2 separate regions of the Mus musculus genome follow, and region 2 is linked to region 1. The links are chromatin loops, found by intact Hi-C in ENCODE. Cell type or tissue: heart. All regions are shown on one strand. Links, peaks and the distances in the headings refer to the core of each region. The heading gives the core; the rest is flanking DNA. Region 1 holds the start of Elfn1 (leucine rich repeat and fibronectin type III, extracellular 1). Region 2 overlaps Mad1l1 (MAD1 mitotic arrest deficient 1-like 1).

Region 1 (10,867 bases), core at 1,473-9,472:
GTCAGGAGAGGCTTGCCTCAGGCCATGGGGCCCAAGAAAACCCAAGCCCTGGAGCTCTGTGGACTCCTTACTCTGGACAGTACGACTCTGACAGCGTCCTCGATAAATTCTGTTCGCAGCCCCACTGGTGCCTCTGGCAGATCCAGTCTCCCCACACGGCCCATCTCTTCCCCACGCGGCGCCCCCTCCCCATTTCCTGTCCCCCGCCCGCTCCTGATTCCCGGCCTCAGTACCCCCGGCACGCTCTCTCCCCGCTCCTCCGCTCTTCGCCAGCAGCTGGGCAATTCACCGAGCATACAAAAGAGTTGACTCAATTCAGAGGCAGAGCAAATCAAGATAAATCCTATAGTGTGTGGGGACCGAAGAAGGAAAGTGAATGAACGCCAATAGCACCAACCAGTCCTATGTATGGACTGGTCCTGCTCTGGGGGAAGGGGGGTAGCAGGGCTGGGCTCCCTCCTGGCCTGGGCACCTATAGGAACTGAAAGTGGGTAGTGGGCTCTTAGCTACCTTCCCCGTGCCAGGCCTTCACGCACTGGCTGAACTTGGAAACTGAAGACTATGTGTCCTCCTAGTGCTTACTGAGTGGGGTTCCCAGGAAGGGACAGCCAACATGGTCAAAGACCAGGTAGGGTCAGGTGAGACCCTAGAGAGCAGGAGATGTATGTAGTTTCCCCAACCTGGCCTCCTGACATGGCTAGGGTCCAGGACAAAGGTATTACATGGATAAATACTGCTAGCTTCAATGTTCTAGGCCATGGCTCATGGACCTAGGGTGGGAGGTATAAGACACTCTTCCCTCCCAGTTGTATCTAAAAGAGGTCCCAAGCAGCTGATCTCCAGGGACAAGATTATGCCTGTACTCTCCTATTCTGAGTCTGGTCAGTTCTGTGTAAGGGTGGGGACAGGGAATAAGAGGGGCCAGCAGCCCCTACCATCAGTCTCTGAAAGCAAACTCAAAGGCAGGGGTCTGACTCCCCATATCTCTAGGTTTCCCCTTGGCCTGGTTCCCCTACCATTGCTACAGGTCTGGTAATCATCTGAGATCTGGGATTACCGTGGTTTGTGTACTAAGCATTGTGGTAGTACAGTCCCCCTAGGTTCACTAGTCTGGATTTTGCTCCTCTGACCCCTTCCACAAAGAATAAGCAAACCGAGGTCCAGGTTCCCAGAGCGCCCTTGACCAGTACAACCCCACCCTCAAGGTAAGTTTGTGGCTTCCCAGGGTCAGCTGTCTGCAGGAGGGGGTGGAAGGTTCTAGGAGGTTTTCCAAGAGGGAAAACACCGGTAGTTCTTCCGGTGGAAGGGTCCCCAGGACATCCAATGTTGGAGTACCCAGTTGTCGGGGTGGCAAGACCGAAAATTAGGGTTGACTAGTAGAGGGTCATTCAGACCCTCCAGGTCACATCCCCCAATCTTCCAGCTGCTCAGCTGGTTGTAACCAAAATCCGGGAGTCCCTTGGGGCCGCCCCTCCCCCGAGCCGGACAGATCGGGCCGTTTGCTTGTAAGCCATTAATTCTATCACAGAGACGCCGGCGCCGCCACGCGAGGACATCTGTCAGGGACCCATCACTGTGTTCCACGCCCCCTGCTCTCCCCAGACCCAGAGAAGCGGAAAAGATGCGCCACCTCAGCTCTCCACACTCTGAGGTTGCTGAAGCGGGCTCGGAAGCAAAGAACCCGAAGGGGGCGGGGCCCCAGCACCCTTGGGACAAAGATTCTCCCAGCTGTTCGGAGAGTGGCTTCTGCAACCTTCTATCCCAGACAGGAAGAAGTGCCCAACTCCCCCTGTTCCCCAAATACTAGTGACCACTCAGACTCTGACCTGAGCCTTGGGGTGAGGTGGAGAGAGGGCACGGAATCCTCCAGATACCTCAGGGTGTAGGAAGGAGACACTGGGGGGTGGGGCAAGAAGACACTGGCTTCTTCCCTCACAGGGAACAGAGCACTTCACCTCCAAACCCTTCTGGGATCTTCGCAAGCTCTCCATAGAGAGAGCTTGTCTGCTCACCACAGCCCCTAGGCAGCTGCTGGTGAATGTGTCATGCGTGGGCGATGGGTCGCAAGGACTCGAAACTGGCTGGGGATGATCCCGTTCATGCCTAGCAGGCTGGCCCGGGAGATTTCACTCCCATCCCCTTGTGTGTATGGGGGTGGGATGGGGGTGCAGAAAGGATGTTTGGATGTTGAGACATCGACCTGGGCTCATGACCCCAGGTAGTCACAGTTCAGAGCAGGCTTATCTGGGAAGAGAAAAAGTTAGGGGAGTGGGAGGTGACACCTCAAAGTCTGAGGGGAATGAGTAGAAGAAAAGGGGAGGGCAGGCGACGGAATGGGACCCATGAAAACTGAGGAGGGTCAGTCTCTGGCTGGGGTCTGGAAGCACCTCGCAGCCAGTGGTTTTCCCAGTCCCTACAGGCTCTTGTCAAAGGCGCCTGTTAATAACTAGAAGCCAGTTCCTTCCAGGGAGCTGGACAGAGCCCCGGCACCCGGCTGGGGTGGGGGTGCGGGTCTTACATTACCCTCCCCACGGCTCCAGCGCCTGGAGACCAGTGTGCAGAACGAAGGCGAGGTCCCACCACCCACTTTTTCTCCTCTTTGAACTACGAGTGGAGGTATTCGGACTGGGGGGGGGCAGCTTCTGGGCCAACTTGGGGCACTAAGGCCGTCCCATGCACCCTACAGCAGACCGACCCCACCACGGCCTAGGCAGCACGCTCAGCAAAGTTTCGGGTCCTCGGTGGTGCTTCCTAATCCGAGGTGGGGGCAGGGGACCCAAGCCCAGGCGCTCCGATCGGCGGAGTCGGGAGGGAAGTTTGTCCAGCCAGAGATCGGCGATCGAGAACTTCGGGTTTTGGGAAGGCGGCTGAGTGGAGGGCGCCCTGGAGCCTCAGACTAAACGCGCTGCATCTGAAACCCCCCGGGTGAAGAGGGGACTCGGTCCAGGTGCGGACGGCCAGGACACGGCGAGGGGGACTGAGGCGATAGGGGCAACCAGGGCTGCGGGAGCCGTTGGGGACTCCCGCGCCACCCGGGAAGCCGGCGAGAGCGTATCCTTCCTGCCCCTCCCCCTCCAGGGGCGGGGACCTGTGGACCCCACGTCTGCGGCAGAGGGGACCACCACTCGCTGCACACCCCTTCCTACCTGAACGGGGTTGTGGCCCCCAGGGTTGAAGGCTCGATCACCGGCTAGCAGAGCACGCGCGCCGAAGTCCCCGGAGCGCCGCGGTGGCGGTGGCGGCGGCGGCGGCGGCTGCCCCTGCTTCCTCCTCCTCTTCCTCCTCGGGGTTCTTGCTGGCTCCAGACAGACCTCCTCCCCCTCCCGCGTTGCCCGCCCCTCCCGGAGCCCGCCGGGCTTGAGGATCGGCCTCTCGCCGGGAGCGGAGAGGAGCCTGCGGGAGCCGGGCTGCGGCGCTCACTGCGTCAAGAGCCGGGGACCGCGCGATCGGAGCAGCCCCGGACCGGCCGGGCAGGCGGGGCGGCCGCGGCGCCGGCGACGCCGAAGGGGCCGGGCGGCTCCGGCTCTCGAGCTCGGGAGCGGGCGCGGCGGCAGCGGCCGCGGCGACGCGAGGCGGTGGTTCATTTTGTGAGCGCGAGGCAGGTCGGACGTGGGAGCCGCGCGGGGAGGGGACCGGAGCAGGGGCGGGGGCCGCTGCACGTCCATAGGTTGCCCCGGGAGGGGATCAAGGCTCCCTGAGGGGAAGTTGGCTGGAGCCGGGGGGACATCTCAGGACGCCGCAACACAGCCTCGCCTCCTTTTCCTGGCTTTGCCTGCGTCCCCTGCCCGCGTCCCAGGCCACTGAGCTAAGAGCCGTGGAGCCCAAGTCCCCGAGTGTCATGGGGTTGGGACCCTTCGTGGCGATGGGAGGTGGGTACGAGAGGCAGAGATGTGCACGCGCGTACAGTCACGCCTGTGCACACACACGCACCCGCAGGAAGCCATGTAGAAGTTGACCCCGAAGTCAGACCCTATGTAAGCGCGCGTGTCACAGCTCCACCCGCAGGGACGATTGTTTCACGGGGCGGGCGGCGGGGAGGGGAGAATCAGAGATGGTACAAGGTTGTCAGGCCCTCCGAGATGCAACATTCTCTCTTCCCACCAGGGACTTGCTCTCTCCTAAGGTCACCGACCCCCTTCACAGTCCCTCCTCTCTGCATTGTATGTCACCACCCCCTTGGGCTGAGAGGCCGGGAGGCGTGAGATCAGCCTGGCACCTTCCCATTCCCGGAAGGTTCCGAGTAGTGGATTCCCCTCCCACTAGCCTCTGTGTGTGTGGGGGGGGGGAGTTAATGTGTGCTTTCCGGGGATCCAAGTCATCCCTCTGGGGCTGTCCACCCTCCCACCCACCCCCACCCCCCACCCCCATGGTTCCAGGAACACTGACTGAGCCCGCTGGTATCCCATTCCCTACCGCGCCCCTTCCCCAGGCGGTAGCTTTGGCCTTGGGTTGAAAATCAAAATCAAGTTCAAGAGCGCCCTCGCCGGGCTAAGGCCTTGCGCACAGCTTTCGAGCCTCCGTGCGCTTGCGGAGCTGAAGGACCCCCCTTTGGGCAGAGTGGGTGCAACCCTTTTTGGACGCCTCCTCCGAGCTGGAGCACTCTCAAGAGCCAGGCTTCGGGACACAATGCCAACGAAGGGGACTGGAGCCGCAGAGTGCAGCCAAGTATACATAGTAAGGGGCGAGGAGAGGCTGGGGGCGGGGACTTGTCCCTTGGGTTGCCAGACCACCAGGGACCAGCATGGGAATAGCCTGAACCTTGGAGTAGCGCGGCCAGAGGACCAGGAGCTTCCCGAGCTCGGGTCCTGTGGCCTGTCCTGCGACTCGACTAGATCCAGCCTGCAGCACCGGCAGGCAGCCCACACTTGGCCGATCCTAGGCTTTCCCCAGCCCCATTTTTCCTTTGGAACCCTGAGGAGTGAGATTCCAGTTAGGGACTGAGGGTAGAGGAGGCTCTATCGTCTTTCCGGTGGATTCTTAGACACAGAGCATGGTGGTCAAGGACAGAGCTGTGGGTCTACCCTTGCTCAGACCTCAAGAGAATCCAGCCGGGACTGAAGGCTCCAAAGCCTGCTTTTAGGGTAGCTTTTGCCGGGCCCTTCAAAAAAACAAAAAACAAAAAACAAGCCAGGCACCCCTCAAGCTGGGAAGGCCACAAGCTAACCCCTGGCCAGAGCCACGGGGATGAGGCCAGAGCTTTCTCCTGGTTCTCTCATCTCCCGCCCCGCCCCCATTCCTCCCTTCCTCTCCCATTCTCCTGAGCCATGTCACTAGCAGGCATGTGTACATGACCCAGGGTGGACACTATGTATGTTGCACCCACACGTTTGCAGAGCAGGTTCACACCTAACGGGCACACCCCATAATTCACCCCTTAGCCCACCCTCATGAAGAACATGAAGTTCTGGCAGAAGTTCACACACATCTTTGCCGACGCCCACGCCTCCCCCCTCCCCACAACCAGGAACCTTACCAAGAAGTTATAGAGTAGGGCTTCAGTCGCCAAGGCACCCCAGCCTGCTCCAGGGTTGCACAAACCCCCGGTCCATACCTGGGTTTCTGTAGTGGTGTGCGACTGCAAACATCATTCCAGAAAGGCAAAGATGTCTATCCTGGGGTCTATCTGACAGGGTCCCAACAAAGAGAAGAAAGCCCTCCCTCTCTTTTACCTCTTTGCCACCTCCTCCCCCTTTTCTCTTTTACATCTGCCTCCCCTCTCCCTCCTCCTCTTGTCTTCTTACTCTGTAGCTCAGGCCAGCCTGGGACTCCAGTGTCTAGCTTTAGACCCCTGAGTGCCAGAACTATAGGCATGTACCAGCAGGCCCAGCTTACCCTTGGCTTTATTATTATTATTATTATTATTATTATTATTATTTGCTCCCAAACAAGGTTCCTGCATATACATCTACTCACAACACACACACATGCAACATACACAGGCCTCCTTGACAAGGTTGCCTATAGACTGGGCCAGATGCAGCCATGACAGCTGTCTTTCCTGAGTTGAGGGTGAAGGGGCCTAGAACAGTCTGAGAGGGGTGGGCCCTCTCCAATTGGGCACACATGGGACCCCAAGCTAGAGCTGCCCACATGATTTCTGCAGGCTGACCAGAGGCCCAACCAGCAGGTCGAGATAACTTTCTATCCACTGAGATCTTACTTCTGCAGAAAGCTGGAATATGGAAAAGCATTTCTACACACTACAAAAATAAAAATGCCTAGAGAAAAAATTGGTGTCCATCCCTCTGATACCCAGAACTTCACAGTTCCATCCACAACCCCCAGAAGAGCCCAAAGCCACAAAAGAAACACGAGGGTCAGTTTCCTCATATATAAAGAGCTCTTACAACCCAATAAGAAAAAAATTGACAAGGACACCAAAAGTGGACAGAGATAACTAACAGAAAAGGAATGGGGGAAAGGGTTTCTTGACAAATGAGACATCACCACAGGAATGCCAGGGACAGCTCAACATGATGTTTCACCCCCAAAGGGTAGCAGGTTTCACAGCTACTCTGAGGCCATAGTAGACACTCTGGGAACTCTTGTGAGAATGTCCATATTCCGAGAAGCCACACACCCTTGTGCCTGGCATGTTCTTCTAGGAATGTGTCCTCTAGATGCTTGTCACGAATGAAAAGTGATATATGACTCCGTGCAAGGTTGTTTGCTGAGGCACTGTGTGTGGCAACAGCAGATTGGAAGTGTCCTAAATACCCACAGATGAGGGAGGGCTGAGATGCTTCGCAGCACAGTCAGCAGAGCTGTGTGGCCAGGAGACAGAGATTGGATGCTCTGAACCCAGCTCTGAGGCTCCCCTCTTACTTACCCGTGTATTTTCTTGTGCTGAAGACAAAAGCCAAGACCTTGCATGTGCTAAGCCAGCGGTTCTCAGCCTTCCTAATGCTGCAACCCTTTAATATAGTTCCTCATGCTCTGGTGATCCCTGACCATAAAGTTATTTTTGTTGCTACTTCATAAATGTAATCTTGCTGCTGTTACAAACTGTAAGGTAAATATCTGTGTTTTCCAATGGTCTTAGGGGACCACTGTGAAAAGGTCATTCTATCCCCAAAGGGGTCGTGACTCACAGGTTGAGAACCACGGTGCTAGACAAACATGTTTGCTGAGCCCTTCAGTGGGGGATTCTAGGCAGGGACTCCACTGAGCCACGCCCCCAGCCCCTCACTGGGGGATTCTAGGCAGGGGCTCCACCACTGAGCCATGCCCCCAGCCCCTCACTGGGGGATTCTAGGCAGGGGCTCTACCACTGAGCCACGCCCCCAGCCCCTCCCTGGGGGATTCTAGGCAGGGGCTCCCTTAGCTACTTTTTACTTTTTATTTTAACACAAGGTCTCACTAAGTTTGCTGTGCAGGCTTCAAACTCACTCTGAAACCCAGACTGCAATCCTCCTTATTTACTCTCTGGAGTAGCTGGCCGGACCTGCCTGTGCCAGCAGGCCCAGGTTCAAGACTTTCTTTAAAGGAGGAAAAATAGCAAGGACCAAAGCAGTTTATCCAGTCCATGATTGTTTTGCATCTGTTTACAAAAGGCAGGCAGGAAAGGACACTGATGTTTGCTCTGTTCAGGGATTACTTCTCTAGTTAGTTCGTGTCGGTTGGACGGAGGAACAGGAATTTACTTTTAAAATTATTCTTCAACCAGGTGTGCTGTGCAAATCTTTAATCCCAGCACTTGGGAGGCAGAGGCAGGCGGATCTCTATGAGTTCTATCCTGGTCTACCTAGGAAGATTGAGGCCAACCAGGGTGACACAATGAAACCTTGTCTCAAAAAGAAAAAGTCATATTTATTTATATGGACAGCAAGCTGCCTTCTTCTATGATCAGCTGTGATCCCAGTGCTAAGATCTGTTTCTTGTATAGATTATATTAATTCATTTATTTATTTATGGGGAAGGGGGCACCTGCCATGGTGACATGTCAAGGTCAGAGGACAACTTGCAGGAGCTGTTGTTGTTGTTGTTGTTGTTGTTGTTACTTCCACCGAGTGTAGTGGGGAAGATCAAACTCAGGTAGTCAAGTATGGCAGCGAACTTCCTTACTGGTTGACTGGCTCTAGTACTGTAAGTTCTGACAATGTGTACATGCATGGTAACCTCCACCCTGATGACCACATCAACAATGTCACACACACACACACACACACACACACACACACACACACGGAACTCATGTCCCTGGGTGGCTCTAAACATTTGACTGTTACATGGACTTTTCCTGTCATCATACAATAAAAATGAAAATGAAGACCCCCTCAGCTGTTGGTTCTCTCTCCCCATCTTTATGGTTATGGGGGAGGAGGAGCCTTCCTGCCCCACTTCCCAAAGTCCACAGGGTGCTCACAATTCCTATATGGAGACATCGTTTAATGTATTCAACTTGAGGTGCTGGGGAGACAGCTCGGCTGATAAACATGCCTGCTCCCATGCCTGATGACCTGGGTCTGAGCCTCAAGACCTACAGTGCAAGCAGAGAACAAACTCCAGAAAGTTGTCATCTGATCTACACACACACACACACACACACACACACACACACACACACACACCATACATAGCATTGTGTGATCATACCGCCATGAAATTCCAGGACATTGCACCACTTGAAAAGGAAATTCCATACAATTGTTATTAACCTCACCCACCAGTTTTTTAATTCAGTGGATCTAACTGTTCTGGGTCCTTTCTGTGAACGGAATCCTTTGCAGTGTGGTCCCCTGTGACTGGCTTGTTTTACTGACCATCATGGGTTTTGAGGTTCAAATACAAGTAGGAGGAGGCCATTCTTTTTCATTGCTGAGTACTCTAGTCCATGGGTGAACCACACTCATTCATGTCAAATGAAAAGTATTTGAGTGGCTTCTGTGTGGCCATACGGCCTCATTTCCTCTGTATAGATACCAAGCCCTTGAGATGGCGCATCGCAGGACACCGAGTTCAACCTTCTGAAGAACCTGCAACCTTTCCCAGAGGGGCCCAGCATTCCCCGCGCCTTACCTTGTCATTTCCGATGATGACCATCCTGGAGGATGTAAAATGCTGTCTCACTATGGCCACGATTTGCATTTCCCCCAATGGCTATTGATGCTGAGAAGTTGTTGGTGCGAGTGTGGGAAATTTACATATTTTCTTTGGATAAATGAATATTCATATTTTCTCCCATTTTAAAATCAGGATATTTATCTTCTTATTATTGAGTTGTCAGAGTTCTTTACATAGTTTAGACACAAGTCTCTCATTAGGCGTATCACTTGCAAGTGTCTTCTCTGTCCCTGTGGGTTGTTTGTCTTCATGAGAGCTGTCTGCAGCACAGAGAATTTTAATGAAGTCCATATTTCTCTTAATTTCTTGAGTTCTTGGTGACACATTTGAGCACCCTTTGCTTAAAAATAAATATTTGCTCTTAAGTTCTTCTTTAAGGTTGTAAGTGTACATATGTATATATGTATGCATGTGTGTTTAAACATGTGTGTATGTATATATACATGTGTGTATGTGTGTCTATGTGTATATGCACATGTATGTATATACGTGTATGTGTGTGTATCCATGTGTGTGTTTCATGTGTATATAGGTGTGTGTGTGGGTATATGTGTGTATGTGTTTGTGTCTTTGTATATATGTATGCGTGTACAACTGTGTGTGTACATATGTGTATCTGTGCATATATTTGTGTATGTGTGCATATGTGTGTCTGTGTGTATGTGTATATTTATGTGTGTACATCTGTGTGTATGTGTGCATATATGTGTTTAGATATGCATATGTGTGGGTGTATTTCTTGTACTTCTGTGTATGTGTGTAGCTCTGTGTGTGTGTGTGTGTGTGTGTGTGTGTGTGTGTAGGCCAAAGGTCAACATCAATATTATCCCTTAGAACCCAACAACCTTCATTTTCAAAAGAGTCTCTCACTAGCCAGTGCTTGCCCAGTTGGCTAGGCTGGCCAGCAGTGAATACCAACGATGCTCCTGTCTCCACCTCCTTAGTGCTGGGATTTCAAGCTCCCACTCCCACACCCGGCTTTTTGACATGGGTGCTAGGAACACACTGGACCCTCATGCTTACAAGGCCCTTCACTGACAGAGCTTGCGCCCGGCCATCAAGCTTTTACAGTTTCAGCTTTTATGTCTAGGTCAATGCTTTTGCTAGTTTTTTTTTAGATGTGTGTGTGTGTTGCCTGCATGTATGTCTACCCACCACATGTGTGCCTTGTGCCCATGGCAGTCAGAAGAGAGAGAGCATCAGATCCTCTGGAACTGGAGGTATACACAGTTGGGAGCCTCATGTAATCCCTAGGCACTGAAACTGAGTCCAATACGAGAGCAACAAGTGCTTTTAACACGAATCTGCTCTCCGGGCTCCTAGCCCTATTTTAAAATGTGTGTGTGTGTGTGTGTGTGTGTGTGTGTGTGTGTGTGTGTAGGACAGAGATCAGCCTTGGACATTGTTTCTCAGGTGTTACTCAGTTTTGTCTTGTTTGTTTGTTTGTTTGTTTTCAGTCAGGGTCTCACTGTGTAGTCCTGACTATTCTGAAACTCTCTATATAAACCAGGCTAGCCTCGAACTCACAGAACTCACAAAAATCCAAGTGTTGGGGTTAAAGATGTAGTCCACCACATCCAACCCATTTTATTTTCTGAGAAGAGTCTCTTAATGGCCATGTGTGCTAGCTGCCTAGCCAGCTATAGGCTTCTAAATTCATGCCACCACATCCAACCATTTGACTTGAGTTCTTGGGGATCGAACGCAAATCCTTGTGCTAACAAGGCGCGCACTTTCCAGACTGAGCTGTCTTTCCAGCTGTGTCCACCCAGCCCTCCTGCTACTTTCTGTTTCTAGACAAGGT
Region 2 (10,867 bases), core at 1,522-9,521, 230 kb before region 1:
GAGCTACAAAGAGAAACCCTGTCTCGAAAAAACAAACAAAAAAAGGAATAGGCAGTATTGGTGCTGAGGGTGGCTAAGTCTTGAGTCAGGGCCTTAGCCTCATGGGAAAGTCCTTGGTGGCTATGGGTGTTGCTCCTGGTGCCCATGTAGTCTAAAAAAACCAGTCTATGGAAGTCATTCTTTTCCCCACTGAGCCTCTCCCAGGGTGGACAGACCATGCAGGTCACATGGGAGGGAGTGTGTTGTGCTGGCCACCCTGATCTTTTCCTGAGTGTGTGATTTGGGAAGGGATGTGCTGCAACACATAGGAGACACATCCTGGCCATTGTGCCGGGACAGCATTTGCCAATGGTAATAAAAATCCTAATGTTTTCATGAGTAATGGTTGTCAGCACGATAGCTCACTGGACACTTTGTCCACAGCAATATTGATCCACACAGCTGCCCTTGTGACCACTTTCTTGCTGAGGGAGGCTTTGAGACCTGGGGTGACTAGATAGCTGGCTTCAGAGCAGAGCTGGAGTTGGAACTGTCCCTTTCTTCCTGAGCTGTGCTGTCCCCAGCATCTTCACTGATGGCTACATGAATGGGCAAAGCTTAAGCAGAAGGCACCCAGCTCATCAGCTCGTCAGCACATGTACTTCAGGATCCAGTTAGAGGCCAGAGCTGGGCTTGCCCACACCTGCGGGATGAAGAGCCGCTCACTTTCCCCAAGGCGAGGCTGGTTCCTGACACGCCTGGACTTCCAAGGAGGATTTGCCACCCTCGCTTGTGCACTCCATGGAACTCTCAGAAGGTGACATCAGGTCGAGGGGAGTCGCCAGCCTGTGCCTGGGATTTTGGGGCTGGGTCTCCTTTCCCTAGGAGTAATATCTATGTCTAAAGGAGCCTAATGGCCCTGTAGGTTTTTCTTTTGTTTTGTTTTTTTGTTTGTTTGTTTGTTTTTTGACATACTTAAGAAACATGGGCAAAGAGAATGCAGTGAGCACCCCTGGGGAAGATAGTCTCCCTAACAATGCTGTACCCTATATGTGGCCCTCACAGCATCTTGGCTCCCCACACAGGGCAGGTTGCATGTCTACAGGGCCCCTTGCTGGCAGGGTGGAAGGCGTTCCTCTTCAGCTCCTGTGACCCCTCTCTAACATCTTAGAGAACTTGGTCCCAGTCTCTGCAGCATCTCTCCACTGCTAGCTTTCTGGTTCAGGCTGTCAACCTTAGGATCTCTAGTGTGCACAGACTAGCTGAGGAGCGTTAGCCACAACTCCAGCTGTCACTCATACTCTGTGTGGAATATGGCTGGATAGGCTGGTGGCCTCCTACGTCTGTGATTCGCTGTGGATGTGAGGTGCTCGCTGAAGCCACAGCTGTTTCTGGAGCCTCAGTGTCCAGGCATTAGGACAGGGTCAAGGATTCTGAGTCTGCTCAGGAAGGGTTGGGCCTTAGCCCCCAGCTTTGTGTTCTTGCTCTGGGTGGCACTCGTCAGAACTCACACCAAGTTGGTGTCTTCCCTGGCATGGTTGAAGTGAGTACTGTTGGCAGGGCTCACTCACCCAGTAAAACTGAGTCTGGAGCTCTGCAGGCCTAGACCTCTGGTGCAGGCTCTCTGGAGGTATGCACCTCTGGCAGATGGAAGCATGCCAGAGTCCTGAGCTTTTTGAGCATGTGCAGGGACTCTAAAGCTCACATCTCTGATGCTTCCAAGCCACCTCACACACTGTCCCCACCCTGACCTGACCATCTTGTCTATAGGAGAGAGATGGCATGCGTGCCATCCTGGGATCCTACGACAGTGAGCTGACCCAAACTGAGTACTCAACCCAGCTGACACAGCGCCTGTGGGAGGCCGAGGACATGGTTCAGAAGGTACATGCCCACAGCTCGGAGATGGAGGTAGGTGTGTGCCATGGGCAAGTGGAGGCTATGGTGTGTGTGGGAGGAGGGCAGCCAAGGGGGTTATTTTGGTATGTGCTCTACTTTACTTCTTATATAGCACTTGGTGGTTAGAGGGTTCCAGGCAACCCCAGCCAGCAGAGGTGGGTGTCAAGGCACTTCAAGGCAAGGCAAGGCTTCTGCCAGGTTGTTGCCAGGTGCCTTGAAGACAGTCTGTGCTGTGTAACCATGTGGTCCCTGCGGCAGCCTGCTTCCTCTTGCTGCAGGTTCCTGTGGTGTTCCTGTCTAGAGGATGGCACAGTGTTTTCCAAGCAGTTTGTGGCTTCTTGTTCTCTCTGTCATCTGCAGTATTGTGAGCCCCCTGTGAAGTCTCATGTAGCTTTGTGGAGTGAAGGTAGAGAAAATGTTCCACTTTAAAGAAGAGAGTAACTCTCAGTGTGGACTGCACTTGGTCTCTCCTTCCCGGCTGGCTTGTACCAGGGCAGAGCTCCTGCATGCTAAATGCTGCTCTCCCTCCAGCAGAGATAGAGGTTTGCTTAATTCTCTGGAGAGGCTGCGTGACCGTACAAGATGAGGTGAGAGCCTGCCTGTCAGGAGAACCACACAGCCACATCCCCAGATGCCGCCTGCGCTGCTCTTTACCCACTTTCCAGTTGTATCTCTCAGCTTGACTCTGGCTGTGACCTTAGAAGCAGGATTGTCGATCCCTTTAGCTCCTTGGGTACTTTCTCTAGCTCCAATGGAGGAGCTAGAGAAAGTACCCAAGGAGCTAAAGGGATCTGCAACCCTATAGGTGGAACAACATTATGAACTAACCAGTACCCTGGAGCTCTTGACTCTAGCTGCATATGTATCAAAAGATGGTCTAGTCGGCCATCACTGGAAAGAGAGGCCCATTGGACATGCAAACTTTATATGCCCCAGTACAGGGGAACGCCAGGGCCAAAAAGGGGGAGTGGGTGGGTAGGGGAGTGGGGGTGGGTGGGTGTGGGGGACTTTTGGTATAGCATTGGAAATGTAAATGAGCTAAATACCTAATAAAAAATGGAAAAAAAAAAAAGAACTGGCACACACAAGACTCAGAATTCACTCTTTGTCAGTCAACGATAATAAATATATAAACATAAAATCAGAAAACTATAAGGCCTTATGGTTGATAAAATAACTAATATTATTGCTGTTAAAAAAAAAGAAAAAAAAAAGAAGCAGGATTGTCATTGTCCGCATTTCAGTGACAAGAAAACTGAAACCCGAAGACCCAGGACTGAACCTAAGCCTCCAGGCACCTATGTACAAACATAGGACTGCCCTGTAGCATGGCCAACCTGCAGAGCATCCTAGGCAAGGCCTTTGTCACACTCTGTGCCATCAGCTTTTTTGGTTTTGATTGTCACATCTATTTGGCTTGTCCTTGACCTTGGTGTGATGCAGACTGCCAGAGAGGTGCTGCGAGGGCCAGTCATTCTGTGCAGACAACTCGACCCTCACCCAGCTAGTGCTCTTGGTTGTCCACTTGGAGAAGTGTCTAAAGGAACAGCCAGGGTGACAGCATGGCTATATGTTCTTTCCAGAGAGCACTGGAGTCCACACTGAGCAGGGCCCTTTCCTAGGCTAGCAACAGAGCCTTTGGTGAGGGGGATGTTTAGTAGACAGCTGTGAGCTAGCCTGGTGGCACAGGCCTGTAGTCCACCAGGGAATGGGGAGGCTGAGGCATGAAGATGCAAAGTTCAGTACACCCTGGGCTATAGAGTGAGTTTAAGGCTAGTCTGAGCAACTTAATGTCTGTCCTAAGTAAAAAGAAGGTGGAGGATACAGCTTAACTAGGGGCAGGGGTGTGACTCAGTGGTAGATCACCTGCCTAGAGTCCCCCAGTGAGGGGCTGGAAGTGTGGCTCAGTGGTAGAGCACTTACTAACTTTTATGAGTTCTTATATTAAATTCTTAGTTATTGAAAAACAAACAAACAAACAAACAAACAAGTAAATATATAAATCAAACCCATGATAACTACAAAGTGCAGTAGCATTTTAGGTGTGGGATCCCATGAGGAAGCAATCAGAAATGCATGACACTGCTGTAACCTATCTGGGAAAGTCAGGAAGCACCTTTGGATTCACAGCTCAGAGGACAGCTATAGGTCTCACTGGGGCAAGACTGGGGCATGACTAGAGTGGGAGCTGCTGAGCTTCAGCTCTGGCGATGGCTTGTGGCAAGGCTGTGCCATATGAAGAGGCCACAATCCAGGCTGGCTGCTTGTTCTTTCTGCCCATGAGATTCTCACCAGGCACATTGGGCCTATGCTGTCCCTGCACGGAGGAGAATCCCTCACTGACACTCTTGGCAGAATAAAGCAAGTCACACGAGTTGTGGAACCTGCCTGGGTCCTGCGCTTATCTCCCCACTCCACTCTCTGGCTGCACACTTGTTCCAATGTCTCACAGGTGGCCAGTAGCCAGGAGTGCAATCCACTGGGGCTGCTGTGAGCTGCCACAACCCAGCTCTCCAGCCTCATCTGAAAGGTTAACTGGGGTTCTAGTGAGCTGTGCCATCATCAATGTAAGTGTGTTAATAGTTGTTTTATTACAGCACATTTAGCTCCATGAGAAACGCCAACGAGGAGAGATTTGTGGGTCTGCTCTCTGACACCTTGCAGCTCCCTGGTATTTTCTCACTGAGAGATCTCATCTGTGCTGCCATATGCATTCCACATAGGTCCTTAGGAAGATGATCGTCAGGGCACAGCCAATGTTTTGTGTCAAGTGACCAGTGTTGTCAGGATTCAGCTCCAGCAGATATATGCTCCCTGTCAGCATCTCGCTGTCACCCTGCTCATGGGTATATGTCAAGCACCCTACCTTTCCCTGCAGGATGTAAGGTTGGCAGGTTCTTCCTCCTGTTTTGTGTCCCAGGGTTATGGGAAAGCCAGTTGGAGGCTCAGCTGGGTGGAGCAAGGTGCTCTTGCTATTTCATAGTCATCGTCACTGTGAGTGTTCATCAGTTTAGTCCAGATGAGGGAGGGTGAGGAGCCCCCCTCCCCAACATACACACCTTGGAGATTCCTGTTACAGTTGGTCCTCCTATGCATGGGCACTCTGGCCTCTTGAAGCAGGCTGGCCCTCAGTGACCTTCCTCCTTTGGGCCTAGGTGTGCTGGTATCATGGCTGTGGTGAGTTAGGCTCCTGTGAGCAGAGCCCTAGTGGCTTTTCTCCTCAGCCTGTGGCTCTGCTATTTATGCTGGGTATGCAACCTTTGCTGTCTAGAGTGGCCATGTATTCAGACACTTGCCGCATTTTCACAGGAGTCACTGAGAGACAGTTGTGCCCAGTCAATCACAGAATTCCCTGTCCCCACTAGAGTCCTCCTCATACTGTAGGGCCCTTGAGGAGCACAAGGTCTGGCAGATCCAGCCCTTTGAGGATGGAATAGTAGCTGGATTTAGCAGTCTAGAGGAGGAAGCCAACCAGGGGGTCCTAATTCACTGGAGTGGGGAACCATACACCTTCTGCCTCCACCAGGTGGCAGCAGACAGGCTCACTGCTTTCTGGGCCTCACCACTGGCCTGGTGGGGGTTAGGTCAGATGCAGGAAAGGATGGCCTGGAGGAGGGAATAATGGGGACCTGGGCACATATTGATCAGAGGCAAGGAGCAGGCAGGTGTGAGAGTCCCACAGCTGAGTGGTCTGTTGTGGAGGGAGTTTGGAAGGACCTTAGCTTTGGCCAAGGCTGGCCTTGGCTTTCGACTTCCCAGCTATCTTGGAGCTTGGATTTAGGAGGTTACTCCCTCCCTCAGCACGACTCCTTTCCATTCTGTTACCTGCTCTGTAGAGTCCAGTGTACAGCTGGGTTTCCTGTGAGTCTCCATTTAGTGAGAAGGGAGATGGGCAAACAGTCTTACTTTGTCGTAGAAGGCAAGCTATACATAGGCCAAAGGAAGAAGAAGTTGCCTCTGGACAGGCAGATGTGGGCTCCTGGGGCCTTGGTGAGTCAGGAGGGGTATGTCCTGAGTCAGTTCTGGGGATTTAAGGTGACTTATGAGGATGACTGGTAGGAAAGATCCCTGCCACAGTGAGCCAGGAAGCTGTTCCTACAGAAGCCATACAGCTTGCTGTTTAAAGCCCAGACCCTGGTCATCACCAGCCCCTGAATGTTGTACAACCACTTTAAGCTTATCTCCAGCTAGCTTATGAATAAATGAGACTCGGACTATGGTTATTTTATTTGGCTTTGACAGTTACTGGGGGTCACCCTAATTTACTCTTCTAACTGCTGGCCTGGCTACCTCTCTAGTGGGATACCCCAGATACTTGCTGTTTCTCCTGACTACGCCATGGCCCCATCTCCTCTTATGGTGGCTTCCTCTTCTCCTCTTATTCTTCTTCCTTTTCCTCCTGGCCTCTTCTCACACCTCTCTCTTCTCCACCCCCAACAAGGGAACTCCAAACCTACCTACTAGAAGTTCCTCCAGTAATTGTCCATAGCCAATCTTATTTAACCAATTGTTTTAAATCAAGGAACAAGGTTTGCACAGCAAAAGCTTGTAAACATGAGAATATCCTCGTAGGCCTAGACCTTTGGGTACAGAGTTTCTCATTACAGTACAAAACAACAGACCAAACGCCGGGCATGGTGGCACACGCCTTTAATCCCAGCACTCGTGAGGTAGAGGCAGGCGGATTTCTGAGTTCGAGGCCAGCCTGGTCTACAAAGTGAGTTCCAGGACAGCCAGGGATATATAGAGAAACCCTGTCTCGAAAAACCAAATAAATAAACAAACAAACAAACAAACAACAGACCAAACTCCAACAACTGTGTACTTCACATGAAGACCTATGGCCTTGCTGTCATCTCCAGCCCCTACCCTTTTGAGGAGAGCACTACTGGGCCAAGACAGCCACAGCTTGGTTCTATCTCATTCTGAGGTCCAGCAGGTACACTCTACCCATCTAAGGCTACTCTGTTAGTCAAGATGGCACGCATCACCTGCCACTTCTGAGTGCCCGGCTTGTAGACACATCCTGCAGCCAGCACAGCCTTAGTGAGAATCTCTCCAGGTTCCTGGGCACAGGGCTAAGTGGTGAGTGGTCCCAGGCAAACCTTCCCATCTCTTGTTTTTTTCACTCATGAGCATGTTGCCATCCCCGGTAGGTACATTCTAGAGACCTCACTCATTGCCCAGGGGTCTGAGAAATACACCCATAGAGGGCTTAGCACCTCCTGGGTACTGAATGCCCAGAGAGTGGCTGAGAGAAGGTTGGGCCTTTGTCTTGCCACAGGTGTGTTCCTAGGCCAAGGGGCCAGCCACTGGTCCTGCTGTAGGTGGCGGAGCTACAGCTACAGATGGTAGCTTTCCATTGCCTTCCTGGATAGTGAAGTTCATATACCAGATGCTTGCAAATGGCTCATACCTAGAGAGCTTTAAAAGTCTTGTCGGGAGTTTATTAGCTGAGCTGCTTGTATTGACACAGTAAAAAGTTACATAACTTCGTGGAACTCCTTTCTTAAAGGTCCCTTAGTGCCTTACAGCTGGGTAAGCATCGCTCAGGCCTGGGAGGCAAGTGGTTCTTCCAGGGAAGTTACATAGCAAGAAATGGAGAGGGAGCCCCCACATTGCCTGTGTTGTTCAGATCTGAGTTGAGAAGGTGAAGAGGTGTGAGCCAGTGTAGGGTCTGACTGCAAATCCCCGCTTAGGAAACAGGCCAAGAAGGAGGGTTCCTAGGAAAGAGGAAGAACACTGCTGGACATGTGCTGATTCAAGGTTTCTCCTGGGTGTGTGGCACCATCTCTCTGCTTTCTTTGTCTCTCCACCCCTTAACCTTTTTCCTTTCTACTTCTGCCCCTAGTCTTCCCTTCTCTTTGCCTGTCCTCTCTTTCTGTGTGTTGTCATGTGCATGCATAGGTATACATGCCAGTACTCATACATTTGGCGGTCAAGTGGACATTGGGGCTTTCTTCTCACCATAACCCGGAGCTTAGATTTGGCTAGATTGGCTGGCCAGTGAGCTCATGGGGTTCTTCTCGCCCCACCTCCCCACACTGTGATTTAAGATGTGCATTGCCAAACTTGGCCTTCTCCATGGGCACTGGGGCTGGGAACTCAGGTCTTCATTCCTGTGCAGCAGGCGCTTTACCCTCTGGTCTCTTTTTCTTTCTGATGGCTTTTCTCAGTTGCCTTTCTTTACCCACCCTCACCCCAAGCTCCTGTTTTCTCTGGGGTCAACAGGCACTTCCATGGATTCCTGTGCACTGGGTGTAGCTTTCCCATGGTTGACCAAGGAGGGAATGCTCGTTGTGTGGGAAGGCAGGTGTGCCAGCCTCAGGGCTGCCTTGGGCAGGCAGGCAGGCAGCCACTGCCGTCCTCCTCTCGGCACAGCCCTGGCCCAGGCTAACATCCGTCATCAGTTCCAGCATGGGGCATGCTTTGATTCCAGCAAAATCATTTTCAGCAAAACAAACTAGAAATGGAGAGCTGGAGACTCCCAGTAGCCTATCTCCAGTGGGGCTGCTGCCATTTTGCCCGGATTTTATTTATTCCATTTAATAAAGCGGCTGCGGAGGTTGGAAGCAGATGTCACGAGTCCTCTGTCGATAGAGCCATAAATACAAGTGTGTGGCACTTGGATGCCACGAGTCACCTGAGTTGTGTTTCCAGCATATTTAATTAAAACAGATTACAGCACGACCAGCTACATGAAGACTTCTTCCCAAACACGCTGGCGTGCTGCTCTCCAGTGAGAAGACTACACTGTGGGAGAGACACAGGACAGAAGCTCCAGAGAGTTGAGAGAGGTAGATGCAGGAGGATGCAGGGAGCGATTGGAGGATGCATATGCCAGGTAATTGCTCTGCACTGCACTATAGTTCCAGCTCACTGGGCCCATTACATAGATGGAAGACAAGTACCCTAAGAGGTGAGGTCAGAGGTTAAGATCAGCCTTTGTGGAGGTCACCTAGGTGATAGGCAGCCATTGGGATCCTGGCCGCATGCCGGAAGGTTGATTACCCACAGCCGCAGTTCCCAGATCTGAGCTCTGTCAGCATCCCTGCGGGATTAGTGGGGACACTTATAGGCCAGGATCCTCTGCCACTGGCTATGGGCTAGAGCTGGGAACCTCCTGTTTCTAGTTAAGTGGTCTCTGTGGAGTCACTAACCCTGAAGAGTGTGATGGAGCAGGCTGGGGTCATTTGTCTTCTCTACTCCAGCAGAGCCCACTCCTGCCTATGATGCTTTCCACCCCCATAGCCCATACCTCAGTTTGCAGCTTTGAATGGCTAAGCATGCTGGCTGCCTGCTCAGGGGCTGGCTTGTTCTATAGCCCCCAGAAGCTCTTGCATCCATGTCTATACTCACACCCCAAGGGAAAGCCTAGCACTTAAGACCCAGCCTCTTCAGTTAATGTGACCTTGGGTGGACCCCTGTCTGCTTGGGTCCAAGTGAGGCCGATGGCCTACTCTCTGGGTTTTCCCAGCCAAGGCCATACTGTGCCATGGTATTGCAAAACGTACACCAAGCCCCTGCTTGGGATGGTCTGTCCCAGCCTGTCTCTACCTGCAGGTTTTCCTGCTTACTCCGAGCTGTCTGTGTGCCTGCAGGGGTGCTAGATCATCAGGCTGCCACTTCTCACTTCAGGATAAAAATAGCCCTGCAGAGGCTTCTGTGCTGGATGTAATGTCACAGGTGGCACACGTCCAGGGCTTCTGTCTGAACACACACATCTCCAGGGGTTGGCTGGAGTAGCAAATGTGCACTAGCCCACCTGCCACCTTGGCCACACCTGAGACCAAGGACATCTGTGCTGTCCTCATGCTGTTGTCTGCCTTGCCAGAGCCTGAGCGGGGACTGCTTTTGGTACCATTTCTGGAGCAGGCTGCCAGCCTGTCGTCCCTGTGCGTAGCCTCAAAGCCAGGCTCTGTGTCCTTTGTGGTAGTAGTATCTTGGGCAGGGCAGATAGCTGGTGCCATGTGAACAGAGGGATGAGAGGTGACTGCCTGTGTTAGCTGATGGCTGTGGGCAGATGAGGGACAGCTGGTGGACTGAGGTGCCATGCTGCTGTTTTCCTGCATAAAGGCTGCTGGTCCCTCTTTAGAAGTCTTGGGAGAAAGCAGGAGCATATGGGCCCTGATGTCACCGCAAAGGGCAGGACACTTACTGTCATGCCATGAGATAATTCCTCAGTCTAGGTTCCAGTAATGTGGACCCCTGCACTGCCCATCTCCCACTGCTGGGCATTATACCTCATCCTCCGCCTTCAGCTCTGTATTGTATCTCCCAGTGAGGCCTGGTCCATCACCTCCACTGTCTAACTTTTGTGGCTGAGGCAGCATTTTCTGGAGGCTCTGTGCTCAAGCTGCAGATAGTCCCTTCTGAGAACAGTATGATGATCATGGCCAACCATCTCTTTTACACCAGGACCTCAGAGGGGCCCTGCTTTCTAGATGAGGATGTGGTGACTGAGATGTCTTGTTCTCCCAACATCTTTCTACAACAGTACTATTGCTAACCATGCTTGGCTGATCCAAGAGATGAGACCCTTCTGGAGTGAGTGTTTCCCAGTGGTCTTCCGGGGACTCTCCTGCTGCAGGTGTGGATGGGGGCTGGTGGAGCTGCAGTGGAAGCCAGCCCCCCTTTTATCTATAGATGTGGTGGTCATACAGCGCAGGTTGTCACTTACCACCCTTCTTTCTTTCTTTCTTTCTTTCTTTCTTTATTTATTTATTTATTTATTTATTTATTTATTATATGTAAGTACACTGTAGCTGTCTTCAGACACACCAGAAGAGGGCATCAGATTTCGTTATGGATGGTTGTGAGCCACCATGTGGTTGCTGGGATTTGAACTCAGGACCTTTGGAAGAGCAGTCGGCGCTCTTAACCTCTGAGCCATCTCACCAGCCCACTTACCACCCTTCTTATTTATTTAAATTTAAAAAAAAATTTATTTTATGCACATAAGTACACTATAGCTGTATTCAGACATACC

Evidence for each region. Hi-C counts contacts between places; a loop is a spot of excess contacts. Peaks named below come from ENCODE experiments on the same cell type or tissue, not always from the same donor. Only the 100,000 strongest peaks of a DNase experiment are listed, where the experiment ranks them.
Region 2: a loop joins it to region 1, with 5 times the contacts of the local background. A loop is called at or near these places in 14 of 42 quality-filtered maps.

The regions. Positions count from the first base shown.
Region 1 is chr5:139,901,093-139,911,959 of GRCm38, reverse strand. Elfn1 (leucine rich repeat and fibronectin type III, extracellular 1) reads right to left here and starts at 4,094. Exons shown (of 2, transcript NM_001384186.1): 1 at 3,147-4,094. In heart, for the core only: a CTCF peak has its summit at 4,490; DNase peaks (open chromatin) are centred at 1,549 and 2,969; H3K4me3 peaks cover 3,308 bases; H3K27ac peaks cover 824 bases; H3K27me3 peaks cover 7,609 bases.
Region 2 is chr5:140,134,943-140,145,809 of GRCm38, reverse strand. It overlaps Mad1l1 (MAD1 mitotic arrest deficient 1-like 1), which reads left to right. Exons shown (of 18, transcript NM_010752.3): 12 at 1,750-1,890. Among named protein-coding and RNA genes, the nearest start is that of Gm30492, 45 kb to the right of the region's middle. In heart, for the core only: CTCF peaks have their summits at 5,398 (motif pointing right) and 9,485; DNase peaks (open chromatin) are centred at 4,279 and 5,409.